2 separate regions of the Homo sapiens genome follow, and region 1 is linked to region 2. Evidence: read pairs that join two places in POLR2A ChIA-PET (ENCODE). Cell type or tissue: endothelial cell of umbilical vein. All regions are shown on one strand. Links, peaks and the distances in the headings refer to the core of each region. The heading gives the core; the rest is flanking DNA.

Region 1 (16,368 bases), core at 3,774-11,773, 73 kb after region 2:
TATATTGAATTTGGCAGGACCCATGATTAGCTTAGGCTGCTTGAGATCATGGTGCTATGGTTTATTTATGCAATACCATTCTTCTACAGTATTAGCTGAATAAATCCAAGACCGATTTGTTGAGTATTTGGGTGTGTGTTTCTGAGAAGCAACAGATAGAGTGGTCTTTTTTTCAAGAAAGGCTTAAAAAGGCATATGCTGCTGATTTCACAGAGTCTTCTGAAATGATCTCTCAGCATTGAGATCCAAAATTTTGAAGCCTTATGGATCTGGCCTTGCACATAGTTATCTAAACTCATTTGGCCGATAAATATTTCATTTGGCCTGAGAAATCTGCTTTTGCTCTGTACACATTTACCAGTGTCACTCTACTTCTTCATTTTGTCGTAAACCACATGCAAATCTGTGACTGTAGTTATGCAACAAATAACTTACCAGGGAAAATGAAAATAAATATGATCATGACATGACATACACATCTTTTGATGGAATTTACTAAATTAAATACATACTTAAGTAAAATGTATTGAATTTTCTTTTGTCTTATTCCCATCATTTATATCTGGTAAATTTTTTTTGGTTCAACTAGTGATTTCTTATTTATTTATTTATTTTTGAGATGAAGTCTTGCTCTGTCACCTGGGCTGGAGTGCAGTGGCACGATCTTGGCTCACTGCAACCTCCACCTCCTGGTTCAAGTAATTCTCCTGCCTCTGCCTCCCGAGTAGCTGGGATTACAGGTGTGCGCCACCATGCCCAGCTAATTTTTGTATCTTTAGTGGAGACAGGCTTTCACCATGTTGGCCAGGCTGGTCTCAAACTCCTGACCTTGTGATCCACCCACCTCGGCCTCCCAAAGTGCTGGGATTACAGGCGTGAGCCACCGCGCCCAGCCCCATGATTTCTTATTTTTAAGTGAACCAAAACAACCCATTGCTTCTGCTTTTCTGTTGACCTTCCGTAGGGCTTTTATGATTTATTTTTATTTAATTTATTTTTGCTACAAATTTCAAAGATTCATATAGGGTTTTTTTTTTTCTTATGTCTATGTTGTACCTAGACTTTAGGTTTATAGTTAAGGCTGATGATCATGAAATTGTTTATTTGGCAAACAGTAGCAATACTTTTTATAATACTGATTATCTCCATTAAGCAGCTGTTAAAGATAAGAAGAGAAAATGAGGTCCTTTTCATTTTCATGCTATATAAATACAGGTGACTGATTTTAATTCATGGTTACTCAGGGAAAAGAAAACTGAGGTGACATAGCAATGGGGTAAGCAGAGGTAGAACCTTAATGTCATTAATATTCTCACTCCTCTGAATCTGCTTTTGTAGGACATCCCCTCTTGCTTGTCACCAGGAACCCATCCCTCTCCCCCAAGATTTAAGTGAGCTCTACTTTTATCTGTATCAATTAGAGACTGCTGTGCCATAGCAATGATACCTGAGGAATAAATCAGTGTTCAATCATAATTTAAGGAGCAAGTCAAGGCTTTGTCACAACATAATGATTTCAAACTTCTGGTTGCTTAGACAATTGCGCAGCTAAGATTACTAGATTCATAACAGAATATGAGACCTATAAAATATCATCAGCACGGAAATACCCATGCATGATGAAGTTTTAGTCAGGGTAATGTAAAATAGTGATATCACGAGTACAGATCTGTGGGCAAATTGGGGATAATGAAAAATAAAGAAGAAAATAAGAAAGATTTTGAAGTTCTATTTTTAATTAAAGTTAGTGGAACTCTAAAAAGGAAATTTCTAGCAACCCAATAATAAAAAGATGTTAGCAGGCATTGAAGATATGAGACATCTTCCTGTTAAAGTAGGTCAATCAAGGACAAAGTTCAACATTACAGTCCATATGTTTATTTATATTTAATTAGAGTGTAAGTTTTTGATTCAATAATAAGCTAGTTAGCTTATTAGTTTTGATTTCATCTTTTCTGAACTGTGCCTACATTCTGAGAGGAGTGAGATATTTATACATCCTGTTTCCTCTTATTTTGACATATGTCTCCAATAATATTTCAATAAAATGCAATGAAAGATAATGGAATATTTCTTTCTGACTTTTGTTTTGCCCAAAACTCCCACTGAAAAACGTTGATAAGGGAAAAGGTCAGCTGAGGAGCCAAAAAGATCGTAAATTTTGTGATTTTATTTTCTCATCAAATTAGACACACTGTAGTGCTAAGAAAGAAAAAGATTTCAGTAATATGAATGTATGTATAGTGGGCAGGCTAAACTTCATGTCACCCTATTCATGAGTTTTAGTTTTGACCTGTAAATCTCTTTACACCTGGGTTAATTAGAAACTGTACTCATAGGCCCTAATTGGCACAACTTTCTTCTAATCTCACACTGAGTTGACAATGCCTTTTCCTACATGTCCAACCCTGGTAATCCTAGAAGGAAAGGTTAAAGAAGAACAACTTTGTGAACTTTCTCCATGACATACAGCAAACCTATTTTCACTTTCTCTCTTTAGTACAATCTTTCTCCACAGTCTTCTAAAGAGTCTGTTCAAATGTACATTTAAAATTGAAAATTTATGTTCAAGCCTGAATACCAATCACAATAACACTACTCCCCCAATTCCTCACCATACCTAAGTGTGTGTTAGCTAGACAAAAGGCTATGCTCAGAAATGGAATGGATTAGAACCTTGTAGACGGGGAGAAGTCATCAGCATCAGGTCTTCAGTCCCTGATGCGTAACCAAATAATTAAATATACTTGAGTAAGTCACTTCCCTCCTTTATCAAAAAGAGATGCTATTTATACACTTTCTTTCTCACTTGGTGGAATGAGGGTAAAATGTGAAGTATTACTCTCTTGCTATTCTTTTAGCAAACATTTCTTTTGAACCTGTGAAATTCACTTCATTGTGCTATGTGTGGAGAACACAAGGCAGAGACATGGACCCCTCTGAGTTTAAAGACTATGAATAAAAAAAAAGGAATATGCTCATATAACAACGATAAAGCAGGATAGAATGCAGAAATCGTTCTGCAGCAGGAACAGAGGAAATATTAGATATGTGATATGGTTTGGCTCTGTGCCCCCCACAAATCTCATCTTGAATTGTAACAATCTCCATATGTCAAGGGTGGGGCCAGGTGGAGATAACTGAATTATGGGGGTGGTTTCTGACCAAACTGTTCTCATGGTAGTGAACAAGTCTCAGGAGACCTGACGTTTCATAAATGGGAGTTCCCCTGCACAAGTTCTCTTGCCTGCCGCCATGTAAAACGTGCCTTTGCTTTTCCTTTGCCTTCTGCCGTGATTGTAAGATGATTGTAAGGTCTCCCCAGCCATGTGGAACTGTGAGCCCATTAAACCTCTTTCCTTTATAAATTACCCAATCTTGGGCATGTCTTTATTAGCAGCATGAGAACAGACTAATACAGTGTGATGAAGTACAATGAAAGTTTCGTAGGAGAGATCAGTTAGATTTGGCAGCTCAGGGAGATTCTTTGGAGGAGGTGCCATTTGGGCTGTGTTTGAGCAATAGATATTACTAATCTGTTTAGAAATAGAGAAGGACAATGAGAAGAAATTCAGAGGGTGAAAGATACCTAGTTCAGGAACAACAAATAATCATCATAGAAACATTTATTAAACTCAGAATATGTACCAGGAACTAATCCTTGTGAATATTAACTACTTGATCTTTATAATGACACTATGAGTAGGTGCCATCATTGTTATCCCCATTTGAGGGATTAAGAACTTCATGCACAGGGAATTTATAAAGCTTGTCAAGGTCATTCAGCTAGTAAGTTGGAAAAGAAGGGTTTTGGTTTAGGCTACATGACACCAGGACTCACACTCTGAACAACATCTCTGGAGGGTCATATTAGACTCACATATGGTAATAATTAAATAAAATGTGTGAATGAGAGTGAAGGGAATAAGGTCACACTAAAGGCTTTAAAGAAGAGGATGGAAAGTCTTAATATTCTGGCTAAGAATTGTTGAAATTTTTTAAATGGAAGACAAGTTATTTAACATCTATGGTGAGAACAGCACAATTATAACTATGCTTACATTACACAGTATAAACAAATGCATAGTATTCATGGGGTTGCAAATAAGGAAACTGGCTCTAGCTAACTTAAGAGGAAAAGAAGTGAAGAATTGAGAAATGAAGGCTAGGAAAGGGGAGGAACTAGACAGTTTTGGCCATCTACACTGAAAGATCTTCCTGGCACAACGTCTCACCTGGAAGGGAGACATTAACAATGACAGCCACTAGCGGCTCACAGTTTTGATGTCTTTGTCCAATTTTAAGTCCCTGAAAGAGGTTACTTTTTGGCCTCAGTTTGAGCTTAGAGTCCATACTCGGACCCATAATCATATCTGGCTTGAAGTCCAAAGACACACAGAACTGCCGTGTCAGTGTATCCGGGTTCGTTCTCAAAGCAAAGAAGATGATAAAAGCTGGGAAGATGCATCAACTTTAATACTCAATGATTTGAAAAGCCTCAATGTGGACAATGAATAAAAGGGAGATACTGGATGTGAGGAGACCAGTCACAATGCAGTGGGGATGATCTTAGAGTTAGGTAACAAGTGTTTATATGAGGGTAATGTATGTTGAAATGGAAAATTAAGAAGTATGTGATTATCAGACATGGGGACAGAATTTTTAAAAAGTGAAGAGTCAATAGTCATGCTGAAGTTTTCAGCTCAAGTGACATGGAATGTATTATTACACACTCATTCCTTGATGTTCAAACTCAGCCAGCATTCACAGACACCACACTGGGGAAATAAACAGCACCCGTGCTAGGGTTTACCTATTGAAGACTGCCTTCCTGACACACTTTGCAGGTCTTGTTTAAAGCTGACATAAACTTGTTGTGGTATATGTGTTACATTTTATATAAGTTTCACCTATAATAGTATTTTTTTATTATTTCTCTAACTACAGGTCCTGTTTCGGTTAGATGAAAGAACTTCTACTATATTAAAAATATCAATAGAGATATTTATTTTTTAAAAGTTCCCACTCTAGATGGGATAACATGAAATTCACTGGAATTCAAAATATATGAGACAACATTTGTATGCAAGTGACTTGTAATCTGGAAAGGAATCAGGACATGAAAGATAAATTGTGAGCCAATGACTAAGATAGACAATATATGATACAGCAATTCAGAAGAGGCTGGGATAGTCAGAAAATACTTTATAGAAAAAATGATAGGACTAAAATTGAGTCTTATGAAAGGGATTCTGACAAGATTCAGATAATGTAAGATTCCTAGATAACTGTTGATATATTGGATGGACATGAGGAAGTCCTGGATAACAATGTTGGAAATAGAAAGTAACACTTAGCCTACTCTATGTGCCAAGCACCATGAGAGATAATTCAATAAGTCATGTCATTTAATTCTCCCCCAAATTTCCAACTGCCTTAGTCTATTCAGGCTGGTGTAAGAAAACACCATAGGCTGGGTAGCCTGTAACAACAGAAACATATTTATCACAGTTCTAAAGGCTAGGAAGTCCAAGATCAGGGTGCCAGCATGGTCAGGTTCTGGTGAGGGCCCTCTTCCAGATACAGACTGCCAATTTCTTGCTGTGTCTTCACATGGTGGAAGGGGCCAGGTAGCTCTCTGGGGCCTCTTTTGTAAGGGCATGAATTCCATTCATAAGGACTCTACCCTCATGACCTAATCCCTTCCCCCAAATCCCCACCTCCTAATACCATCACCTTGGGGGTTATTTTAACATACAAATTTGAGGGGGACATGAACATTCAGAGCCAGCACCAACCAAGATGCAACTTATTATCTCCATTTTATAGATGATAAGACTGACTGAGAAATAAGATATCTTGTTCAGGAGCACAACGATGGAGATAGTCAGAGCCCAGATTGTAGTAAGCCAACTTCTTTTGGCTGCACCTCCTGACCTTTCAAATGACAGGCTAACACAAATGAACTCTATTTTATACTATACAGGTTTTACCTTTAGCCTCTCTAACAACTTTTCAAACACATTTATTCCCCAGCCTACCAAATATTCAACTTCAAGCTTCGGTCTACCTTAGATATTTCATATTTAACTAAAGTTTCAATTTTCAAGTCAATATTCCTAGCCACAGGCTCTCTCTCCAGTTCCAAACCTACGTTGCCCATTGTCCATTGGACACTCCTATCTTTCCTTCATATTTGTATTTTAGGTTCATAATAATTGGCACCCAGTAGTCTCTTTTCCTCTTAAAAACTCTTTCCCAACATAGTTATTTCTGCTGAAGGGTCTACTAAGTCCCTAGTCATCCAGGCCCAAAAAATCAGTCATATTGGCATCTTCTTTTTCTTTTATCCTTTGGACTAAATAAATTAACAAATCAGTCTGCAGAATTTATCCTCACAATGCCTTTCACAGTCATTGCAACCTTGCAATTCCCATTGGTTCCAATTATCACCTCCTGTTTTAAGCATTCCTCTGATATTATTTGCTTAAGAAGCCATTGAGTAGCTGTCCTTATGGTCCTGAGTAAATTTTCTCTATCATTCACTCTCATAACATTCTGTTTTTTTCCTAGCACTTTTAACAGTTGGAAATTATATTATTTACTTGTTTTATTATTTAATAGCTGTCTTGTCTACTAAAGTGTAACTTTTGTGAAAGCAAGGATCGCTTCTTCATTCTACCACCTATGCCCCTCTCAACGTCTGACACACAGGAGATGTGCTTAGTAAATATAGCCAAGTGAATAGTCTTTCCAAAAATCTACTTCCCATTTCTGTTCGCAATACCTCCTGCATTCAGCTGTCAGAGAAATGTTTCTTGAAGTGTAGCTCTAAGAAGCCATTTTTCTAGTTTAATCATCTATTATTTACCTATTGCCTATTAAGTTAGTTATTAACTACTACTAGTTCTAGCATTCAGACTCATAGGGTCCTCTGCAATGTGAATACAAACTACACTTCTATGCACAATTCCCTTACTCTCTTTGTCTCTAAATCAAATGCTGTTTAGTTTTCTGTCTCTATGCCTTCTGTGTGTGTTTGTAGCATCTTCCAGAATGTCCTGTCCCTGTATCAGTCAGTTTAAACTACATTTTTCTCTAGTAATGAATAGATTCCAAACCTCAGTGGGTTAAAACCACAGAGGTGTATTTCCCACTCACATTTCCTGCTTATCATGTTTGCCTGTGGCTTTTTTCCTTGCCCCTCCATTCTCAGAATAAGCTAATAGAGCAACTCCTCTCTAGAACACAACAGTCACTTGGCAGAAGGAACAGAGAGATGGTGGGACTCTGAAAGCTTTTTCTTGGAAATGGTGAACATTTTATTAACGAAAGGCAGTTATTTGACAAAATCTAACCTTAATGGAGTAAGGAGTATAATACCTCTCCATGTACTGGCCCAGTATGGAGAAGTGGTGAATATTTTCACTGCAATACTGTATCAGTCTGTTCTCACGCTGCTAATAAAGACACATTTGGGACTTGGTAATTTATAAAGGAAAAAGGTTTCATAAACTCACAGTTCCGCATAGCTGGGGAGGCCTCACAATCATGACGGAAAGCGATTAAGGAACAAAGTCACGTCTTACATGGCGGCAGACAGGAGAGAGCTTGTGCAGGGGAATTCCCATTTATGTAACCGTCAGATCTCCTGAGACTTATTCACTACCATGAGAACAGTATGGGGGAAACTGCCCTTATGCTTCAATTATCTCCACCTGGCCTTACCCTTAACATGTGGGGATTATTACAGTTCAAGGTGAGATGTGGGTGGGGACACAGCCAAACCGTATCAAATACCATCTACTTCACCTTTCTATCTCAGTCATTAAAATGCTAATTATCCAAGACTATACTTTCAGGGATCATTTCTATAGTTTGTTACTAGAGAAGTTTCTCTGAACGTGTAGAGCACTAAAATGCTAATTATCCAAAGAGACCCATGTCACTGAGATGCTTTTCCCCATTCTCCCAGCCAATACTACATTGAAAACACAAAGCATATTACTTAAACCTATCTTCTAAACTTATTTTTCTCTACTTTTCTTATTCTATCATTCCTCAAAACCCCATATTCCGATTGCAAGTTTTACTAAGACCTGGTGGCTATGGCATGTAACACTCAGCAAAATGCCTTGAACACAGTAGATGTTAATAAATGTTTATTGAACGTAGTTGATTTAATCACAAGTAATGAGACATTGAATACTTTTATGCTAAGAAGAATATGAACAAACTATATTTCAAGCTGATTAATATGGTAACTGAAACAGTATTTGCTTCTTTAAGCATCTTGGTTTATTTTCTTATGTAAATATGTTCCCACGATGTACAGGGTGCACAGAGCTAATTACCTTCCTTTGCTTGGTATGCAACAGACCAGAAAACCTAAAATTATTCTAATCCAAGTGTTTTTCCAAATGGCTTCTCTACAACCCACATTGATTCGGTATAGCAAAAGTAAAATTTACTTGGCAAAGATAATTTTTTTGGTAATGCAGTATAAAGAGAACGGTATAATACAGTCAGAACTTTTGACTTCAGGGTTTTGTGACACTGTCAGTGTATGTCTAATATTTAGTGTAAAGTTGGAAAAGATAAGAGTGACGATTGAATAAATAAATGAACAATGGATAAAATAATGTGTTCAAAAAGAAGAGTAATAATAAATTTTAATTAACAGATTTACATAAAAATATAGTTTCCACTGGAAAGATGGGATTGTATCAAATATCAGACCTAGTTAAGTCCTGCATACATGAGGTTGAAAAAATAATTCTATCAAAGAAAAATCTGGAAAGTTTAGATATAGCTATTTCTTATTTGACAATGTGGTCAAGAGAATAGTAGTTCCTTACAAGAACAGCAATATGCATATGTAAACATATCAGTGTACATTAAGGCTTAAAATGTATTTCTTAAAAGTATTTATTTTATAAAAGAAAAACAAAACAAAAACGAACAGACAGACTTAAGCTGTTTTTATGGGGTCTTCTTTAACTAACTGAATCTGAGTAGTATATATGATGGTTTACATTTCACTGTCAATGTCTGTAATTTAGTAAAAGTTAATCGTGTGTTCATTTTATGTTGCCATACGCAGCCCCACCAGCAGCAGCGTGAATGACCTAAGCCAGTAAAATCAAACACTGCAGAGACTGTTATATCTGAATGGAACAATTCATGTAAAGTAGATGAATTCCAGGTTTTCAATCAGGAACAGAACAATAGTTAGGAAAACTGCCAAGCCCCAAACTCATAAACACTAGGTTAAAACAATAATACAAATATTGTCTCATTGTATTCATGAAAAGAAAGCTGTCTATAGAAAATTTTTTGTTTGAGATCTTTGTAGCTATCAAGGGTTTCACTTTCCATTTAAACAGTGTTTCATTTAACAATCCTGCTCAAGTCAGTACGTTCGGTCAGGGATAGTAAGACTAGATATGAACACTAGTCTTATTATTTACTGAACTTCCTCTCCTTTGAATAATTCAAATGACAAACACTATAAATAATTTACTGGGAAAATATTTCCATTTTACTGCACCCAAGTGGTAAATTGTAACATCAAAATGATATCACTTTTATTATTGAAAAACATAATTTCAGAATATGGCCTATATACAAGCAACTGTCAAGCCATTAGATGAAAATATATCCAGAGGGAGTGTTTGTTGAATAAGTACAATTGAGTTCTTAACACTTTTGAAAACCAAAATGTGATTAGAGTCCTATAGAACAAAACCTAAAAATAATAATAATAACAGGGATAATAATAATAAGGCTTAAAATGTATTGAGTGCTTACTATAAGCCAGACACAGTTTTATATTCCTTATGTTTTATTTTATTTAATTCTCATAAAATTCTTCTTATGTAGGAATTAAGTAGAGAGAAAACTAAGGCATAACTTGGTTGAAAACCTTGCACAGGGCTATGTAGCCAGTTAGCAGTAGAACTAGAATTTGAATCCAGGCAGGCTGACTCTAGAGAATGCACTCTCAGCCACAATGTGTATTTATATGCCTCATACATCTCTGTGATGAATAAAATACCTAGACTTTCCATGTCAAATATTCAAATTGCAGCTTGAAAGCACATATTTCTCCAGGGATGGAAACCTCTATTTCATTGTAATCTTACTCACAGAGTTGCCATCCAATACAACAACACGTAAGAGAAAACCATAAAGAAACAAGGTTTTATGGATACTGATGTGCTTCATTAATTTTTTCATTCATTTATCTAATATGTACTGAGCTCCCATGGTGTCCCAGCTCCTAGACATTGTATTAGCTTCCTCCTGATGTTATAATTAATTACTACAAAGTTAGTGGCTCAAAACAACACAAATTTGTATTCTCTCACAGTTCTGGAAGGTCAGAAGTCCAAAATCAAGGTGTTAGCAAAGCTTCATGCCTCTGGAGGCTTCAGGAAGGAATTATATTTTTGTCTTTTCCAGCTTCTAGAGACCTTCGTCATTCCTTGGCTTTGGGCTCTTTTCTGCATCTTCAAGGCGCATTACTCCAAACTGGTTCTATTGTCAAATCTCCTTTTTCTTTTTCTTTTTTTTTTTACTTATACTTTAAGTTCTAGGGTACATGTGCACAACGTGCAGGTTTGTTACATATGTATACATGTGCCATGTTGGTGTTCTGCACCCATTAACTTCTCATTTACATTAGGTATATCTCCTAATGATATCTCTCCCCTCTACCCCCACCCCACAACAGGCCCTGGTGTGTGATGTTCTCCTTCCTGTGTCCAAGTGTTCTCATTGTTCAATTCCCACCTATGAGTGAGAACATGCGGTGTTTGGTTTTTTGTCCTTGCGATAGTTTGAAGAGAATGATGGTTTCCAGCTTCATCCATGTCCCTGCAAAGGACATGAACTCATTCTTTTTTTATGGCTGCATAGTATTCCATGGTGTATATGTGCCACATTTTCTTAATCCAGTCTATCATTGATGGACTTTTGGGTTGGTTCCAAGTCTTTGCTATTGTGAATAGTGCCGCAATAAACATACGTGTGCATGTGTCTTTATAGCAGCATGATTTACAATCCTTTGGGTATATACCCAGTAATGGGATGGCTGGGTCAAATGGTAAATCTCCTTTTTCATTTTGAGCTTTTTGCTTCTCGCTTACCAGGAGCCTTGTGATTACATTGGACTCACCTGGATCATTCAGGATAACAAAGTCAAGACCCTTTTGCCATATAAGGTGACATATTTATGGGCTCTGGGGATCAGAGTAGAGACTTCTTTGGGGGAATATTAGTGTGTCTATCATAGGGATGGTCCAAAAACCAAAAGATAAAAAGTGCAGATATTACCCTTGAGACATTAGAGGAGCTACTAAAGGATATAATACAGGGAGGGATACAATTTGATTTTAGAAAAGAGTATTTTGGCAGCTCCAAAGAGCCAAATTATTGATTTAATACTTTTGAAAATATTAAAAGTTGAATTAATGTAGCAGAAGTAAAAATGGAGAGAAGAGCAATGATCAGAAGAATGTGTAGAAGGTAGGATCAACTAGGACACCATGAATTCTCTACAAGTAATTATTTTCCTTTTGAATTGGCATTTCCATATCTGAAAGAGATAAATGCTGTATTGCATAGAAGACTTTAAGCTTTTAATAAAATGCATCTTCATCACATTTTTCATTTAGGGCAACGTAGAAGACACCATGTGGCATAGCTATGGGGTAGAATCCTAGTAACATATTCCTTTCCTGTAGAGTGACATCAATCCACTTGTTCTTAATTGAAAAAAAGTTAACTATGCCCACGTATTCATACACATTCTCCAGTGTAACTTATCAGTATCACCTGGTGATATTAGATCTAAAATCCAACTATAGAACATTAATTGGTTTCTTGCCCTAGAGAAAGTTTTCTTTTTATCTGAAGTGATGTACTGCAAGATGATCTATTGCTGGAAGTTTATGAATTCACTCCATTTAGTTTAGTAACACCTGCTCAATTCAGGTTTCCTGACTGTAAATATTAATATCTCTTATCAACGTTCATACCTACTCAGTAGAATTGCTTTTTTATAGCACTTGGTGGTATTTTTTTAAGCCAGTTCATAACAGGTGCAGTGTATTTTACTCATATAGTTGCTTCATTCAGTAGATACCATTCAAAAATATGCCAAACCATTCATAGAAATTCATTCCGAAGAGTTGATTCCAAAGTTTGTGCCAATGAACGGAAATTTTGAATTAGAAGAGAAGAAGTTGTGAGAGCTTGTCAGATGGCTGGTGGCTGGAATTAGTTTTAAGCATTTTGGACCAGATCTCATTCACAGTAAATGTAAACCAAACACTTTTATCCTTTCATCTTATTTGTGTTATTTATTTTGCAGAAAAAATGCCATTTATATGAGTATGTGAACTCATGTGATTCATTTACACTTAAAATCTTTGAAAGGTTATTTTAGAGAGGGTTGATATCAAAAATAACAGCTCAGCTTGGATAAGTCTGAAAACCTTCGTGAGAGGATAGCAGAAGGGAGGAAAGGAGAGCTTCCAAATTCCTTTTGCCATATTTTGCAAGCTTAGACGCAGAAAGATCTTGAGTACAGCAGAGAAGCCTAAGCATATATGTTCTAGTAACTTTAAAAGTTTTAAAATCTGTATTTGGGAATAGCAGTAAAAGAAGACAAGGAATAAACAGGCCACAAATAAAAGAGTCCCGTCTTTCTATTGCACTGCTTTGAGGACACTTTGCTCTTTCCACTTGTCTCTAGCCTGCAAATTCTGGGGCTTCAGTGTCTAATGCACCAGCCTTGAGCCACAGAATTTCTAGCATGCAAAGTATTCAATGTTCTTTTTTGGCTTACAAAAAATACTCCTCTCAGATGAAGCAAGAAACTGGGACTCTTATAATGCTCTACTTTCTGTCATTTCATCTTCTACACTAGAGGGGGGAAAAATCCTAAGAATGTTAAATGTAGGTAGCAACACTTTTTGCTCTGCATATACTCAAGCCTAGCATTGTCGATCTATTTTAGTCTTTTACAAAATCTAGTAGGAAAGGACTTCTGTGTCTTCACGTTAGTGGTCCTTTTTATTTTATCCTTCATATTCACCAGCCACACAAGAATGCTGGAATTTCTTAGTTATTTTAAGATGCTGTATTATTAAATTACTTTCCTTCACTAGGCTTTGGGTTTAAAACATTAGAGTAGAGAATTATGAGGGCATTTTACCTAGAAAGGTCACTTTCTTTGCTCCAGATTATGAAAGGGCTTTGGATAAAAATCCCATTTGAATATGTCGCTGTTATTGATATCTAATGCTCTGTCCATGCTCAGAGAAGACTCTGAATGTACTGGAAGTACTTGTTAGACTGAGGGGCTAGCTATATTCAAGATGCCAGTGAAATATAAGTCTACCACTAAAGTGGCCTTTGTGGGAGGCAAACAGTTCCTTCTCTAAATGCGATAGCTTCTTTTTTTTCTTTTTGTAAGAAAGCTGGTGAAGTCTTTAAGACATCCATACCCCCAAGTGAAGTAATAAGTAATATAGACCAGCTGTATTTTTCTTATTTTTTTCTAAAAGAAAAGGATTATTTTCTTAGTTTATCAGCTTAAAAACCATTTTTTAAAATACAGCGGGGAAAAACTTGCAAAAAGGATGCAAAATTTTATTGGGAAATGCAGCCTGACCTAGTGGAAGGAAGATTGGGTCTTCATACCACCAGCTCTACCACTCTGGCTCTTAACAAAATCACTTCACTGACAGTGTCTGCTTCTTCAACAGAAACTTAAAGTGACCTACATAATAGGGGCATAGAAAATAGCTTCTGTCAAGAGCATTTGACTTCTGGAATTGTACTTTGTTCAACAAAAGTTATTGGGCTTGATTTAGGGGCTTGGCAACGTGCTAGGCCTTGCAGATATGATGATGAGTACCCTTCAGCCCTGCCTTCAAGGATTTCACTTTGGAAACACACACGGGCACACACACACCCACCAGGATCATTAGTACATTAATAATGAAAGACTAACAGCTCAGGATCAAGCATTTTAAAGGCACACTTTACCAAATCAATTGTAACTCTTGTTGAGTTACAATTTATAAAAATAAATTTATTAAAGCTATAGTTTAGAGCATGAGGTTTTATATCTTCCCCATGTATACAGAGAAAAAACATGTGATAAATATGCTTAAAAGATCCTTCAATAAAATTTTTGGGCTAACTAATAATTTGTCTTATGATTCTTCACATAAGGTCATTTCAAACTGGAGGTCCTATGCACCCTTCATCCAGTCCCCTCAATGTTAATAGTTAACATAACATAACTGGAGTGTAATATAATACAGCATTTCCTAATTGCTGTAATTAAAAACACACACTTCTGCTCTTCCAAAGGTGAATGACTAGACAAACTAGGGCACAACCATACCATAGAACAATACTCAGCATTAAACAGGAAAAATAATTGATATAGGTGACAACATAGATACACCTCTAGGAAATCATCCTGAGCAAAAAAGTTAACCTGAAAAATATATACACTATGCAACTCCATTTATACAACATTCCAGAAATAACATAATAATAGAGATGAAGAAAAATCAATGGTTGGCAGGTGCTGCGGGAGGAGTGGAAGTCTACAAAAGGAGTAGAGCAAGGAATTCTGAAGTGACTAGGCACTTAAGGGTCTTGATTTTGGAGTGGTTGCACGGAAGTATGCATATGATAAAACTGCATGGAGTACACAAACCTACACACACACACACACACACAAATGAGTACAGGTACAACTGGTGCAATCAGAACTATAGAAAACACTAAGGCAATTCGTGTTTTTTATATTACACTCCAGTTATGTTAACTATTAACATTGAGGGGACTGGATGAAGGGTGCATAGGACCTCCACATGCCTTTTTTGGCAACTTCCTATAAATTTATCATTATTTCAAAATAAAACGTTTTAAAAAAGAGTATGCATTTCTTCTTGGTTATCAAGGTGCTGGTCTTCACTCACCATTAGCAGTGCGTGCATCTTCAGGTAACGCTGATACATGTGTACATCTTAATTGACATTTTCTGGCTTTGTTCCCTTTAAGACTTGTGACATGCATACAGGACATGACTGGTAAGACCCTAGCTTATTTAATCCTTTTGTGCCTCTGAAACTGATGATAATATGTAAAACGTTTTAGCGTACTTAGGGATTTTTTTTCAAATATCAATTCAGATTCATAAACAATCCTGTGAGGTACACAAGGAAAAGTAAAAACACACAACTCCTATTGTTGGAGTAACTATGAAAAAGAAATGAGAACTAACATAGCATGTGCAGGTGAGACTGGTGTGTAGGTCTTCCAATGCTAAACCTAATGCTTTTTTATATTGGAATAGGTTGGGATAATACGCTGGACCTGTGATATCCCTGTATCATAAAGGAATGTTCATCAAAGCCTTTCAAATGACCACATTACACTAAAATAATATGATTTGACAGGTAGTCAGAAGTCTGCTACAGTAAAAGGAGGCTCTGCACTTTTGGTTAGAGGATGAGTAAGAATCTCAGCTATGCCATTTAATCCTATTGGGCCCTAATTTCTTCTTCTGTAAGACCACATTCTTACATCACAAGAATATTCTGAAGATTATAAGGGCTAACATTTGCACACATATTCATCAAATTTATGAATACCATTAGTAAGTATGCACAAAAATTAAGTTTTCTTTGTACAGCCCCTTTTGTTGTGACCTATACTATAACAGAGCCAAGAATACACCCGCAAACAAGTATTCAAGTCACCGACCACCACAAAATGACAGGCAAGGAAGTTCATATACATCGTTCAAAGACAACTCTGAAAAAATCTTACTCCCAATCAACTTGCAAATCCATACACCCCACAAATATTGATTGACTACTCCTTCTCTGCTTGGCGATAAAGAATACAATTATAAGTAAAATAATGTCCTCCTAGATTTGTTGGCATTTCCATTCTATGCTAAGCATGTAGCCAAAAGTTGAAGACAGATCTTTGAACAAGACTTGGTACATGTTCCCAGCTAACTTTCAATCTTGCTGTAAAAGCAGTGCCAGATAAGTTAAAAGTCTACTAAATACAGTGTATGAGAGCTCAGTAATAAGTTTCAAGGGAACACACAGGAAGACCAATGAACTACACATGACTCATCAGTCAAAAGGTTATATGAAAAAATGACATCAAGATTGTGATCTTAGATTGATAGAGGAATGAGAAAGGCAGGAAAGTAGAGAAGGAACTGTAAGGTTAGGGGAGGGCACAGAGGCAGAGTAATGGTGAAATCCAGCAAGGGAAAGTCACGTTCAAAGATTATTAAGTGATAAATGAGAAAAACGCACT
Region 2 (16,368 bases), core at 2,994-10,993:
CCAGAAAAAAATTTAACAAGAAATAGTTTTAAATTCCTTTTTCAGATGTTAGGCATAACAAGACAGGTCTCAAGACAGGTGGTTTGGTATAATGACTAAGAGCTTGGGTTCTGGATGCAGACTGCCTGGGCTCAGGTCCAGGCTTGCTTCACTTACTCTGTGTCCTTGAGGAAGTGGCTATCCTCTCTGAGCTTTATTATCTACAACAGTAAACAGAGATAATCATACTGTTACAAATCACATAGGGTTTTGTAAGAAATTAATTGGGTAACAGAGTTAAGTGCTAGGACTCAGTAATCACTAGTTCTAATCATTACTTAAAATTCAATCATTATTTTAACAATATACTATAGTGGTACTATATTTGCTCTTTGTACTATGTCTAGTGGTTAAGAAAATATATCGGCCGGGTGCAGTGGCTCACACCTGTAATCTCAGCACATTGGGAGGCCAAGGCGGGTGGATCACGATGTCAGGAGTTCAAGACCATCCTGGCCAACGTGGTGAAGCCCTGTCTCTACTAAAAATACAAAAAAATAAGCCGGGTGTGATGGTGGGTGCCTGTTAATCCCAGCTACTTGGGAGGCTGAGGCAGGAGAATCGCTTGAACCCAGGAGGCAGAAGTTGCAGTGAGCCGAGATCGCGCCACTGCACTCCAGTCTGCGTGAGAGAGTGAGAGTCTGTCTAAAAAAAAAAAAAAATCATTTGTCAAAATTCACAGCAAAACCCTTCTTCATAAACCAATTCCAGGAAGCAATACAGTAATGGATCTTCCTAAAACCTGAAGTTATTGGGATAGTAATTCCTTTCTTAAACTCTAGGTAAGACTTATCCCAATTTAGAGCTTTGTAAAAAAAAAAACTTAAAATTCATTCCACTTTTTGTCCTTAGTAAAAGAACCCTGATTTTTCACTAGTTATTTTACGCCCAAATGAAGATCTACATTTCCCAGCCTCTCTTGTAGTAACAGCTGGACAAGAAGTAGTAAGCAGAAGCTGTTGGGTGAAACTAGGCAGGAAGGCTCCTCAAGTGAATGGACAGATGATTTGGGCATTTTTGCCCCCTCTTATTATCCTGTTCCTGCCTCTCTGCCTGGAACTTTGTTGTGAGAGTTGGAGGGTCAACAGCCACAAAGTAACAGTAAGGATTGAAGCCATGCTTGAAGAATGATAGAAAAGACAAGAAGTTGCCTGAACATGAAGTCACCATACCTGATCTTGACTCTGTTCTTTCAAATTCCTTTTATGTGAGAGAGAAACAAATGACTCTCTTGTTTAAGTCACTGCAATTTCTGAATTCTAGGAGCCAATGCAATTGATGTAAGCATTTTACGCACATTTTATGTGTGATGTCACAACGGAAGCTGGCTTGGGTGTAAAACATAACTTTCTGATTGGGCAGGAGAGGAACAAGCTAAGGGATGGGACTGAGCTACAGTGGCTCATGTAAGACACAGTTGCAAAGGGCCTAATCAGTTCCTCATGACATCGTAATCTAGGCAACCAGGAAATATGCAGAAGACAGGCACGCAGTAGCAATAGTTGCTGAAAATGTGACGCTACCTAAAAAGCCTGCTGTCAAAGAATAGAACTTTGCTGGGATATGGTGGATTAAAGATGGCCACAAATTATTTGAGATACCTCCCTTTACGGAGAGGGGCCTATGTTTTTTCCTCTTGAATGTGGGCAGGCTCTTTGACTACTTTAACTGATAGGATGCAGCACAAATGATGTCTCAGTTCCAGGTCTTAGCCTTAAGAGACTGGTAGCTTTTACTTCCTGACTCTGAGAAGACTTTTATTCTTGGAGCCCCAAGCTGCCATGTAGGAAATCTATCTACTCCTCTAAAGATATCATGTGGGAAGGTTATAGATGACATGGAGAAGGAAGGGGCCCAGCCCAGCCATTCAGCCAGGCAGCCATCTCTGGCAATGTGCCTGGCAACTAAATCATGCTACCTTAGACCCACCAGGCTAGCTCAGCTGCCAGCTAAATACCAAGTCAAGACCACGTGGAGAAGAAGAATTGCCCAGCCAAGCCCTACCTAATCTCCTAACCCAGAAACTCATGAAATATAATAAAATGGTTGTTGTTTTAAGCCACTGAGATTTGGGGATACTTATAATGCAGTAACAAAACTGTAACATGGGGTAAGTGAACCACCAAGAGCTAAGGCTTAAGACAGGACCCTGGATATCACTGAAAAAAACAGAAAACTAGTAAAACTAATTTGGTGGTATAATTCTGTTTGGGTCAATTGGACTGGAAAAGTGCATTTTAATTTTGTGGATACATTGTTTTTCAGTTAGTTAGCCTAAAAGGCACCAGAGCCCACCAAGGAAAGCATATATAAATAAGTACATAAAAGAAACACAAGAACCCAACATAAGAATCCAGTATCTGAGAATATGATAATGACAAGACCACAGACCCCAGAAAGGAAATTCTACAAGATATGAGTGAAGAAATGAGAAAAGCCTGCACTGGTCGATGGAAGCCATTAGTAGAATCAGCTGTAGAAACCCCAAAAGGGCTGAGGCAGGAAATAAGAGGCAACTGTTTAAGTATAAGAGATGGAACGAAGCTGGGTGAGGTGGCTCACACCTGTAATCCCAACACTTTGGGAGGCCGAGTTGGGCAGATCACTTGAGCCCAGGAGTTTGAGACAAGCCTGGGCAAAGTGGTGATACCCTGTCTCTACAAACAAAACAAAACAAACAAACAAGAAAAACAGAAATTAACCAGGCATGTTTTCACACACCTGTAGTTCCAACTACTTGGGTGGCTGAAGTGAGAGGATCTCTTGAGCCTGAGAGGTGGAGATTGGAATGATCCATGTTTGTGCTACTGCACTCTAGCCTGACCAACAGAGCAAGACCCTGCCTCCAAAAGAGAGAAAGAGAGATGTAGATGGAATGTATCAGCAAATTAATTGTAAAGGTAAAGTTTACATTAGTAAGATTTAAGTTAATCTTGGTGATGTAATTTGGATATTTGTCCCCTCTCAAATCTCATGTTGAATTGTAATCTCCAGTGTTGGAGGTGGGGGCTTGTGGGAGGTGTTTGAATCATGGGGGCAGATTCCTCACAAATGTCTTGGGCCATCCCCTTAGTGATAAATGAGCTCTTGCCTTCAGTTCATAGAAGACCTGATCATTTTAAAAAGTGTGTGGCACCTCCTCACCACTCTCTCTCGCTCCTGTTCTCACTACGTGATATGCCCTGCTCGCCCTTTGCCTTCTGTCATGATTGGAAGCTTCCTGAAACCTCCCCACAAGCAGATGCCATTATGCTTCCTGTATAGCCTGCAGAATCATGAGCCAATTAAATCTTTTTACTTATAAATTACCCAGTCTCAGGTATTTCTTTATAGCAGTGCAAAAACAGCCTAATACTTGGCAACGAGGTAATGACTTCGTTTTATTTAAATCACTCAGTGACAAAGGATTTACTAGGGTTCTTCTGTCAGACAGGCCTCCTTCACTTTATAAATACATGCCTTCATTAATTAATCTAAGCCTTAGTTTCCTCATCTACAAAATATCCCCTTACTCCTGCCTCAAAAAAATTAAATACATTAATAATAAAAGCTTTTAGCCAGTACCTAATACACAGTAAATTGTCAGTAAATATTAACATTTTCTTAAAAATAATGGCATTCAAATGACCATGGGATGAGTGCCCCAGAGGAGTTTTGTGCAGGAGAGGGAAAGAGAGTTGAGGATACCTGAGGCAGTCAGTTGGGAGAAGAAACTAATAGGGTATGAAAGTAACCAGTGAAACTAATTGACTTCCCTTCCCCTATGTCTGCCGCCTCAACCATTTTCTCACTGCTTGTTCCTGGAGGAATTGTTAAAACTCCTGAGAAACACAGAAACAGAGCTACAACAATCCCAATCTCAAGCCCCAGGGATTCCTGGAATAAGGCAAAAAGAACAGTTCTGCTGTAATGTGAGAATATTTTGTTGGGTTAAAATATTTTGTACCTATTTCCAAGATGACCTCTAGAGGCAGTGCAATGCCATTTACCACCAGTGAAGGTGAACTCAGTGGAACCTTCAAAAAACTGGGAGACTGAGCACTAAAGTAAAAGCACCAAATGTTTCTCATAACTGCCTTGGAAAGAATACTTGGGCATAGGCTGTGGGCAAGGTGGATGGACGGAGGCTGCCAGGAGTATCAAGAATGGGAAAGGGCTTTTCATCTGGGCCCAGAGATGGTCCATGATAGCCTCTTGATTGACAGTTACTTTTCTAAAAAAGAAATATAAGGATACAGGAATGTTTTACGAAACACGAAGGCAGGTAATTAGCCAAACTTGGAGATGGAACAGGAATCTAGATAACACCTCCTGTGTCCTGGCCTTCTCTCTGTCTCATTCCACTTCTTCTGCCCTGATTCAGACTTATTTTCTTTCTCACAGCTGCTGGGTTTCCATCTCCTCAGCTCAAGAGATGGGCTGCCTTTAGGTGTCAATCTCAGTTTCCCAGAAGATGGAACAAGAGAGGCATAATTTAAGGTTTATGTCCACTTCTATCTAATCAACAGTATTCAGAAAGCCCTAACACACACATGGCTGCTATGGATTCAATTCTATGCCTACAATATTACATGTGAAATCTCTATTGTGACACCATGAGCACTATCTTTTAGGAGTGTTACATAATATTGTAGGTGTGAAGTCTTGCATTAACACTGAAATCCACATGAACACCAAGGACAAATTCAACTATGTTTGGTTCATATTATTTTCTATTGCTTTCCACAGGTAGACCAAATATCCAAGCTATCCTAGCGAATTACTTACAATGAAGGGTTGTCTTGTCAATCTTTGTCACTCTTTGGCTTCTCTTCCATCTCAACTGATTTCTTTATTGCAGTTAATTCTTTTTTTCATATTACTTAAGAGAATGATCAAATTAGAAAACATGAAAAGCACTTTCTTGTTTTATTTCATCTTTGCTTATCTTTTATTGTAATCCATATGTTGGAATGACTTACTTGTCATTTTATTTCGTGGATTAGAAGGCTCTCTAATTTGAAGCTACTTCAATCTAAATCTAAATCTAAAAAAAATTTCTCACTCATAAGTGAGAATTGAACAATGAGAAAACTTGGACTCAGGAAGGGGACCATCATATACCAGGGCCTGTTGGAGGGTTGGGTGGGGGCAAGGGGAAGGAGAGCATTAGGACAAATATCTAAGACATGTGGGCTTATACCCTAGATGATGGGTTGATAGGTGCAGCAAACTACCGTGGCACTTGTATACCTATGTAACAAACCTGCATGTTCTGCAAATGTATCTCAGAACTTAAAGTAAAAAAAAAAAAAAAAAAAAAAAAAAAAAAAAAAAAAAATTATGTTAGTCCATTTATAAGAAAGGTGTTTTTTTTTGTTTTTTTGTTTTTTGTTTTCCGAAGTCACTTAAACTGCTTCTGTGGTTTCACTAAAGTGTTTGTAGTAAAAAGAATTCCAGACTCACTCATCTTACCCTGATGTGGTTCTGTAAATCCACGCATAGCTACTACCTTTGGAACCCAAAATTTGTCCCAGACAATCAGCTTTGGTCTTTTATTTAGAATAGCACTATTGCATATGTCATTTGGGGCTTTCGTATGGTTCTATGTATGCAATTCTTCAAATGCACTGTCTTTCCTTGTTCTGCCAATTGAGTTAGAAAATATCCAAGCCAAAATGACAAGATTACACAAGATGATTCATGTGTAGTTCAATGGTTTGAGACAGGGGTGTTTTTGTAACTTGTGAACTCCAAAGATATTTTCAGCCATGATGGATGTATTCAATAGAGCAGTTCATTTTCGATTCAAATTGTGACTTTTGGTGTATTAATTCAGCAACCTGAGACCCTCCAGCAGCTGTGAGAAGTTGGTGAATCCTAGAGAGAGAACAAAGTATGAATGAAGCACCACTTCATGATATATTTATGAACCATCAACTACCACATTCTTCTCCATTTGATAACACTTGAGTCCTTTTGTTTCGCTCGTCTGAATTTTAGACTCTTTATCTGGTTCATGTCTGAGATCCAGGAAGCCTGAAATCTGAAACCCTACCCGGTTCACTCTGTCCTTTTCCTTTCTTTGACTATGAAGGGAAGCCGGAAACTTCAGTAACACCATGTTTCAATTATTTTTATTTTAGACCACATGGGCAGAGACTGCTCACCACTGTTTGACAGGATGTTGCTGTGTCTTCTTAGTGGGGGTCCACTGCTCTTCAAAGAAAGAGAATTGGATTCTTTTGACTCAAAAAATTGTCAGCCACACACATGCAGACAACACCTCACAGGGATACATGTCTGGGTGAGAACTTTTGAATGAGGCATGCTTTCCAGATATTTTCTCTTGTTAAGAGTGAAATGTGAGTTCTAGGGGTTTATCCTCCTAATATTACGAAAGCTATAGATCCATACCCTTATCTAAAACTCCTGAAGTCAGAGGTATTTTGGAATTCAGAATTTCTCAGATTGCATATACTACATGTTACATAAGATCCCAGAAAGATCTGGGCTGGACGATAGTAAAACATATTAATAATTCTGCATTATTAAATATGTGATTATATATATTCTGCATATATATACACATATACAGAGGTATACATATAGTTATATATACATACACATTATATATGTGTATGTGTGTATGTACATATGTGTGTGTATATATATAACTATACATATAACTATACCAAGGAGGCCAGACAAAGATTAAAAATACTCTTATATCCAACTTTTGTCAAGTTCACCACAAAACCAGAAGAGGACAGGTCAGGTTTTGTCCCCACATAGGCTATAACAGCTTTTATGTTTAGAGTGTTTTAGATTTTAAAATTACAAGTAAGGGATTGTATACCTATATTCAGTAAGTTTCAAGTACACTGTAGGTGTTCACAAAATAGTTATGGAAATAATGGCTGGTTAAATGAATAGTGAATGAATGGTCTGTCTCTTGTAAAGTAAAAAATTAAGAGAATAAAATATTTTATTATTTAATAGGATGTCCATATATACAAGCAGACTTAAAGGGGAAAGTTGTCCCAGGTGAAATGATTATTTTTCCTAGGCTACTACTGCATATAGCATTTGGGATCAGCGTACTCGCTCATACTCAAGTTTCATATTAGACGCGGAATATCCTCAATTTGCCCCTCTCTCTGGTTACTTTCCTAACCTTTTTCCTTAATGTAGCCGTTAAAGACAGGTTACATTTTCACCCAACGAAGCACAGTATGTAGAAAAAGACATGATTAAAAGTGCAAGCTATTCTTCTACAAAAACAACTGGTTGTGAAGAGATTTGCCAGTGTTTACTCATAAGAAATAGGTCTTTTGGTTTATGAAGTTTGTCACATCCTTTGTAATTCTCTCAGTTGAAGAATATTCTGTACAATTAAAGGGGTGTTATGCTTTTAAGATTTGTCTTATTGTATGTTTGATATTATTCAGAGAAGGAAAATGACTAGAACACAAAAGGATTCTGGTAAAACTTACATATGTTTTCTTCAACTTGAAGAAGTATCTTATGCCTTAAACTTGCTTTTCAGCCAACCACTTGCAAAGAGAGACCTCCCCTCTGGCCTGTTGACCAAATGAATTATTCTGGGGCTATTTTGGATTATACCTCTTTTGTCAACATATTAATTCACAGTGCTCCCTCTTATTTAAAAAAAAAATTAGTTTGGATCAAAATTATATAACTACCTGAATTAATAAAAATTATCATAATTTTTTTTCTAAAAATCTCATTGTTTTTCCAGCGAATATATGTCTTCTCTTAACCTTAGTGTTCTGTCACATGTTGGACATTTCTGGTTTAAGGACATCTCATGCTGCTGATAAAGACATACCTGAGACTGGGCAATTTACAAAAGAAAGAGGCTTAATGGACTTACAGTTCCACATGGCTGGGGAGGCCTCACAATCATGGAGGAAGGTGAAAGGCACACCTCACATGGCAGCAGACAAGGACAGAGAGCTTGTTCAGGGAAACTCCCATTTTTTAAACCATCTGATCTCATGAGACTCATTCACTATCACGAGAACAGGGTGGGAAAGACCCACCTCCATGATTCAATCACCTCCCACCGGGTCCCTCTGACAACATGTGGAAATTCAAGATGAGATTTGGGTGAGGATACAGCCAAACCATATCAGTGATTATATTTGATCAAATTTTGTAAACAATAGCCTTCTATGGAATGAATTAGCAAGTAATTTTTAATTTACTTGTAAAGCAGAGGTCCCCTCACCTCCAATTAGAAAAAAAACAAATCTCTGTCTTCACTTGCGGGACCTCTTAAAATGTGTTTTTTACCATTTACAAGATCCTGCACTAAAGCATCAATGTCCGTGTGGAAAGAAAGCTATTGGAACTCTAGTAAGAATGTCTGTAAGTTCAAAGTGACAGAGGAACTGAACACTGCCAAGATGTTTGCATTGCAAGGCCACATGAAAAGGCATCTTCTTTCCTTTTAGCCAGCATGTTTCAGCATCCCCACTGTCTGCCAAGATTAATAGAGGTGTAAAAGCCTTGTGTTCAACACTGAGTCTATTTATTAAGGAGGAGGATAGAGAGAAAGAAGTGCTGGGAAGTTATTGAGAAGCAGAGTTGTTCTGTTGCTGATAAAACTGAGAAAAAATATATTTTTCCCACTAGGAAGAAAGCAAAGATTAGCTACACAGACTGATGTTTCCACTTTTATCTAAAGGCTGTACAGATATGTTTACTAGCATGATAAATGAATAAAACATTCACCAGGGTGGGGGGCAGGAGTGGCAGAGTAGCAGTAGCATAGGTATTTCTTTCTTTCTAAAAAGAAAAATGATGTTGGCTCCCAAAATGTCACAAGGTGGCTTCAATCACTGTATCTGTATTTCATCATTAAAACTGGAAAATGAACCCATTGGCTAAACTTCTTGGCTCTCAGAAGGCATCCATTTACTACTAAACAGATTAATCCCCTTACCTGGAGTGGGAGACAGATAGATTAACTATATGTAGATTTTACCATTAAAAACAACAAAATAAGTCTTTGTCCAAAAGAAGGGAGTTTCGTAAACATGGACTCTACATGGAAACATTCCAGACCTCAATCCTCCACATTTGAATCTAGTAGGATTTGCAGACAAGTATTGGCTAGCCATAACCACAATCCCGTTAGCTTTATGGCACAAGAGCAACACTATCCCAATTCTTCTGAGATCCTAAAACATTTTCACGAATATCATAGCTGCCAATGCATACAAAGAAATGATCAAACAAACAAAACAAAAAATCCCAGCTCTCCCTCCAAAGAAGGTCACGGTTTCTCTTTGTTTTAAAATAAAACACGAATAATATCCAAACCTTTCTGGCCTCACAAGGGTCACATTTCTTTAGATCTGGAAAAGAAGATGGATAAATTAGTAATATATTGACCATGCTTTACTATCTCAAAATTAGAATACAGTTTGTCATAGATACATTCACAATTAGAATACAAATATGAGGGATTGTGCAAGAAAATCTCAGACATACGGTGATCTCAAACTGAGATCTTTCAATCCAAACACATCATTTTATTTTAAAGGAGGAAACTGAGGTGAATGAAGTAGCTGCTTATGAACTAAGTTGAAAGCAGCAATCATCTACGAAGACCCTATTCGGTGCTTTCTCTCCTCTCCACCTTACACCAGAGTGGGGAAAAGATCCGAGTACCAATGTCATGAATATATCAAGTAATCAGAGCACCAGGGAGAAGAAAACAGCGTTCACAGCTAGAGAAAATGCAAAGGTAGCACTGCATGTAAATACAAGAAAGACTAGAATAGTATGATTTGCTTCTCAGGCACAGCAGGGAAATTATCTAAGAGGATGTCAAAAGTATGCAAATGTGATTGAGTGCTGAATGCAAAGGACCCAAGACAATCTGAGAAGCTGGTGGTTGGGGTCTCAATGAACTCCTCATCTACAGGACTAAGAGGAAAGTTGTTCTTCCTGCTCAGGCATTTGTAAGGGCTGATGAGTATCAGAAAAGGTCAGTAGATACAAAGGTGTTTGTCATTTTATACTTACTTTTCCAATTCTCCTTCAAAGATTGAAAATATCTCCATTGGAGAGGCCTTATGTTTTTCCCTTTGCAGATTCTTGCAGAAAGTCAATTTTTTAAGTCCTTTTTGACCCCAGTAATATTCTGCACTGGAACGTATTCGTGATTTTCTTGTCATATTTTTCAAGAAGAGAATAGGCTCTGAATAAATATTGTTAGTTGCCTTAATGCTGGGGTCCAGTTATTTAGATTTACAAAAACTTTGAGCCAGAAGGTGGCTTAGAGATTATTAGCCTAGTAGGTCTCAAGCAGGAATGACTTTTCCCCCATTTCCCCAGGAAACATTTGGCCAAACCTGGAGGCATTTTTGGGTGTCACAATTGAGTGGGAGTGGTACAGCATCTAGTGTGAGAGGCCAGGAATCTACTAAACATCCTACAATGTAATGCACAGGACAGCCCTTTACAACAAAGAATTAGCCGCCAATTGTCAGGAGTGTCTAGGCTGAGAAACTCTTCTGAATGATTTTATTTTATAAACAAGTATAGGGTTGCTCAGTGAGGTGAAGTCATATCTCATGATATAGAGCCCAATCCTGAATACCTGTGTCGTGACTCTCTTTGTAGTGCTCTTTTATGTAGCGAGTGGAAGTACCATATGCTTTGTTAATTCTTTGGACTGGTTCAGATTTTCTATTTAGAATTCTCAACATTTTTAAGAGGAATGAACTCCATCCAGTCTGTTCTCTCAGTTGGTTAAGCATCCCTGAAAAATGATTCATTGCCCTTCTTTTTAAAAACATGTAAGGAATATTAAGGGGATTATGTTATACACCGTGGCCTTGGTAGGTTCTTACGAGCATCAAGTGAACATGAATACTGAAGCAATCATGGGCTAATTTGGGGGCCTGGAGAAAATTATATAAGCCCAAAATATAGAGTGAACTTTTCTCAAACTTAAGAAAAGTGCCTTGAGAGAGAGAGAAAAAAAAATCTTACCTTCTCAAAACAACAGGAGTAGGGAATGTTGACTCAAAGTTAATTCTCTAGAAGGTTTTTCATAACCAAACTTTCATAAGGCACAGTGTCGCTTCCTTCCTATCGCTTCTTTTTGGCTTTCTGTGTGGGGAAGATAAATATACAACTCTTTTTATCGTTGGAACTTGAATAACCACTTTTCCTTGGTTGGCATGTGGCCCCAAAACTGTGTAAATTATTAGTTGTTTAAAGAAGACTGAATCTCAACAAAATTATACTATTAGAGGTTTCAAAAAACTAGATCTCCGATCTAAATTTCCTGGATTTGGGTGACCTTATACTTCCGGTTATATTAAAATCATATAGGTCTAAAGGCATTCCCTCCTGTAAAGATTTAACACATTTAAGCAAATTCACACATTCCCTGGTGCCTCATGGTCCAAGGTTCTTCCAGGTATCAACTTGTTAAATTAGAAAGAGAATAATTTGTCTTCTGTTTTGTTTTTCCCTGAGAGTGACTCCTGAATATTATCTAGTCTTCCTTCTTTTTTTTTTTTTTTTTTTTGAGACAGAGTCTTGCTGTCACCCAGGCTGGAGTATAATGGTGCAATCTCAGCCCACTACAGCCTCTGCCTCCCGGGTTCAAGCAATTCTCCTGCCTCAGCCTCCCCAGTAGCTGGGATTACAGGTGCACGCCACCACGCTGAGCTAATTTTTGTAATTTTTGTAGAGAATTGTTTTCGCCACGTTGGCCAGGCTAGTCTCAAACTCCTGACTTCAGGTGATCCGTCTGCCTCAGCCTCCCAAAGTACTAGGATTACAAGCATGAGCCAACGTGCCCAGCCTTAGTCTTCCTTCTTAAAAGATTATAATTGGCCCCCATTTTAGCCTTATTTTAGCTTTTAAACAAAAGCATCGATCATTCACCTAAAACACATATCCCTAGTAAGTGTACTGATTTATCTCTTTCCCAATAAACTAGCTGTCCCTAATTATTTATAATTAGTTTTCTGCAGAAGGTATTATTATTTAATTTTGGAAACGTGGCATTTGCATAGTTTTCAAATTTTCTAAAACACTTTCTTTTTGAAAGGCTCTGTATAATTTAACTAATCTACTTCTGCCCCAATGCATAATGAACTAAAAATGTTTTTGATTACAATAATCCCATTGATAGGGACTGGGGTCAGAGAAATTCTAGACAGAAAACAGCAGGTCCTTGGTGAAACTCTACCCTCAAGCTGAAAAGCCTAAAACCATGGCCCCAAGTGTGAAATTATATCCCTGTTTTCCCACTCAAATGTTGTCTTTTCCTAAACCACCTACCACATGCTGTACCTATAAAAACCCCAGACTCAGCCTGTAGATGGGACTATGGCTGGACGTCAGAGAGAAGTGCCTTGACTTCAGAGGGACAGCTAGACAGAATACCTTCAAAGAAGAATCAGACCAGAGATGGCCAGACTTCAGGGGAAGATTACCTACACACCCCATCCCTGTTTTAGCTCCCCTTCCTCTGAGAGCCACTTTCATAGGCAATAAAATCCCCCACATTTACCATCCTTCAATTTGTTTGTGCAACCTCATTTTTCCTGGATGCTGGACAAGAGCTCAGGGGCCATGAATGCAGATACAAAAACCTGTTGCACTGGCCTTTTGCCCTCACTGGCAGAGGGCAGCCATCTCAGTGAAAAAGGCAAAGGGTCCACTGAGCTGTTAACACTTAAGCCGTCGGTGGATGGCAGAGCTAAAAGAGCACTGTAACACTCCCTCTGGGGCTTCGGGAGTTGCAGGCACCCACACCTGGATGCTGCCACAGGGCCTGCATGGAGTTCGCTCCTGCTGGTGCTAACGTATCTGGCTGGTTCCTGCACCTGCTCCCCTGTGCGCTCCCTCCCATGAAGGGTAGAATGCAGTGGGTCCAAGTTAGTGGAGTTTGATCCCAGTGGCACCAAAGTGGCCAGTCAGTTCCAGCACTCGTTTACTCCCGTTTCCATACTCGTTAGTTTGTGCACTCCTTCCCGCAAGGAGTTGAGAGTGGCGGGCTGAATAAACAAGGCTCCCCTGTCACGAGTCTTGCCAAGGGCCTAGGAAATATCCTGCTTCACCATGATACGCACGGCATTGATATTGTGTACCTTAACCCAAAAATCTTAGGCCTGGCAAACACAGAGAAGAGACATATAGAATAATAGCTACCTATTGATAATCCAAACATAACATAAAAATATGTGTCCCTAGTGGTGTTTTATCTCTAACAAGGATTAAATGCTTTCTCCTAAATGAATGTCATTATGTTTCAAAAGTTTGCTAATTATTGGGCCAGGCGCGGTGGCTCACGTCTGTAATCCCAGCACTTTAGGAGGCCGAGGTGGGCAGATCACGAGGTCAGTAGATCAAGACCATCCTGGCTAACACAGTGAAACTCCGTCTCTATTAAAGATGCAAAAAAAAAAAAAAAAAAAAAAAATTAGCTGGGCATGGTGGCGAGCACCTGTAGTCCCAGCTACTCGGGAGGCTGAGGCAGGAGAATGGTGTGAACCTAGGAAGCGGAGCTTGCAGTGAGCCGAGATCGCACCACTGCACTCCAGCCTGGAGAGCGAGATTCCATCTCAAAAAAAAAAAAAAAAAGTTTGATAATCGTCAAATGCATCCAAGATTTACAACTCCAAATAAACATTCAGTGTTAGAACTGGTCAGCAAAATGAAGATGTATTTTTATGAAATGCATCAAGGGTCATTTGCCTATAAACTATGTGACGTCAGTATCCCATATATATCGTGTGTTGCTTTATTTGATAAAGTTGTTAACATTTATTTTATTACTTATCTCAGCTTTCATTCATGACTCCAGAGAGACCTTTCCTCACTGCTGTGTCTGAAGCAAACTCACATTCCTGCCAACTTTCTCTAAGGATATTACACTGTTTACCTGCCTCTTCAAGATCCTTAGGCCTTACATCCCTGGTGCACTATTCTAACTCCGGTGCCAAACACGTAACAGCACTCAAGAAATGACTTGTTAAAGGAGTAAATCTGAATGTCCTATTTGATGTTGGGCCCTTAGAGGACAAGAGTAATATTTGTTACTTTGTGCATCTTTAGTGCCAAGCAAAATGTTCCACAAATATTTGGAGTACACTTAAATAGTTTCTCAAATAAATTATCACACTTGGAAAAAAACGTAATTCTTCTGAGCCTCTGTTCTCCTATATAAGACCTTGTTTGTTTGAAAAGTTAAAAACATTAAACAATAATAGATTTATTACTTTTTTTGTTTGTTGCAAAAATGTTATATGGTGTCTGAGTTAAAACATCACCTATAGAATGTCACCACTGCCTGCTTCCTAGACCCTACCTTCATCATATTAAATGTGGAGCAGTATCATTCAGCATGTTGAGCCTGGAGTCAGGCTGCCTTGGCTTAAGTCCCATATCTGCCCCTTAAAAGCTGTTGCCATCACATAAAATGTGTAACTTCCTTTGTGGGTAAGTTTTTTATCATCAAGTGGAAATAATGTGTATACCTATGACATGCAATTTACATATAAATATTAAAGAAGGAGTCAATATAGCTAAAGCATAGAATAATACATAGCACAAAATAAATTCTAAATGGGTAAACTAATTCTGAAAGCATTTCAGACAATGTTCCCACAGATATATAAGTAGGTAATTATGAGGCAGTTCCCACATTTAGATTGTAACCCCATGAGGATTATTTAATTAAGAATTATCCTACCTTTATTCCCTCTGCTTCTTGCTCAGTGTCTGAAATATCACACATCCATTCAATGCAACAAACAGTCATTGAACTCTTATGTGCCAGTTACGATCCTAGGTGCTGAGAATCCAAAGAAAGTTGGTGCTAAAATATGTGTTCTTGTGAAGTTCACAATAAATGGAGAGGACAGAAAATAAACAGACCAAAATAATAGATGCAACAAATGTAAATGAAAAGTCTTGTCTTGGTGAGTTCAGGCTACTGTAGAATATGTCATAGACTGAGTGGCTTAAATAACAGAAATTTATTTCTTCCACTTGTGGAGGCTGGGAAGTCCGAGATCAGGGTGCCAGCACAATCGGGTTCTGGGGAGAGCTCTCTTCCTGGTTTGCAGATGGCTGCCTTCTTGCTGTGTCCTCACACGATGAAGAGCAGAGAGGGAGAGAAAGCAAACATTTTTGTGTCTCTTCTTTTTTTTTTTTTTTTTTTTTTTTTGAGGCTGAGTCTTGCCCTGTCACCCAGGCTGGAGTGCAATGGTGCGATCTTGGCTCACTGCAACCTCCGCCTCCTGGATTCAAACAATTCTGCTGCCTCAGCCTCCTGAGTAGCTGGGATTACAGGTGTCCACCACCACGCCCAGCTAAGTTTTGTATTTTTTTTAGTAGAGAAGGGGTTTCACCATGTTGGCCAGGCTGGTCTTGAACTCCTGACCTCGTGATCCACCCGCCTTGGCCTCCCAAAGTGCTGGGATTACAGGCATGAGCCACCGTGTCTGGCTTGTGTCTCTTCTTATAAGGGCTCCAACCTTAAGACTTAATTACCTCTCAAAGACCCCACCTCTGAATACCATCACCTTGAGAATTAGGTTTCAACATAAGAATCAGGGGGTCACAAACATCCAGTCCATACGAAGTGTAAAATGAAAATGAATATGCTACCTGCAAGCTAAGAAGCTAGTCTACTTTGTTGGTGTGTGTTTGTAGCCATACCTGTGGGATGGTTGGGGTGAGGGTTAAGAATAGCGACAAGGGTGGAGGGGTGGGAGGAGGCTGGTTAGGCACAGCTTTTGCCAAAGGGGTGGCCACTAGATTAAATCATTAAGGATTAGCAGGAGATGAGAAAATGATTAATGGAGGTTTTTTGTTTTGGGAGGTATTTTTGGAAGTGGAAGCTTTGTGGAGGAGATGCTTCTCCAGGTGGAGCTAACAGCATATGTTAATATCCAGATTTGAAAACAGAGCATGACCCATTTCAAAACCCAATTCCTCAACTTTAAGTTACCATTAATGATAAAAAGATACAGCAGATTTGGTAACAATTTTCTGGGAGTAAAGATCATTAAATGTATGTTTTCAGTTTTTGTTTTTTATTTTTAAAATGTTGGACAAGAGCATACATTTATCCTTTCAATAACTTTCCACTTTCTTACCTAGTGTTACAATCCACACTTGAGTTTACCCTTTCAACATATTGATAGACCAAAAATCACTTTGGACATTTCTAGCTATATATATCCTAATGATCACACATTTTTTTTTTTTTTTTACCACTCTTGCTTATGATCGTATCTTACACACTTTTAAGATTGCGTACATAATTGTGAGGCACGCGGAAGA

What was found. ChIA-PET counts read pairs that join two places held together with the same protein. Peaks named below come from ENCODE experiments on the same cell type or tissue, not always from the same donor. Only the 100,000 strongest peaks of a DNase experiment are listed, where the experiment ranks them.
Region 1: POLR2A ChIA-PET joins it to region 2 with 9 read pairs; 2 of 35 experiments call an interaction of 5 or more read pairs at or near these places.

What each region holds. Positions count from the first base shown.
Region 1 is chr14:85,264,086-85,280,453 of GRCh38, forward strand. SNORD3P3 (small nucleolar RNA, C/D box 3 pseudogene 3) reads left to right here and starts at 7,847; the gene lies at 7,847-7,976. In endothelial cell of umbilical vein, for the core only: no CTCF peak of the experiment used is centred there; a DNase peak (open chromatin) is centred at 9,226.
Region 2 is chr14:85,192,064-85,208,431 of GRCh38, forward strand. LOC105370604 (a long non-coding RNA gene) reads right to left here and starts at 2,639. Exons shown (of 4, transcript XR_944102.1): 1 at 1,212-2,639; 2 at 157-200. In endothelial cell of umbilical vein, for the core only: a CTCF peak has its summit at 3,980; a DNase peak (open chromatin) is centred at 6,088.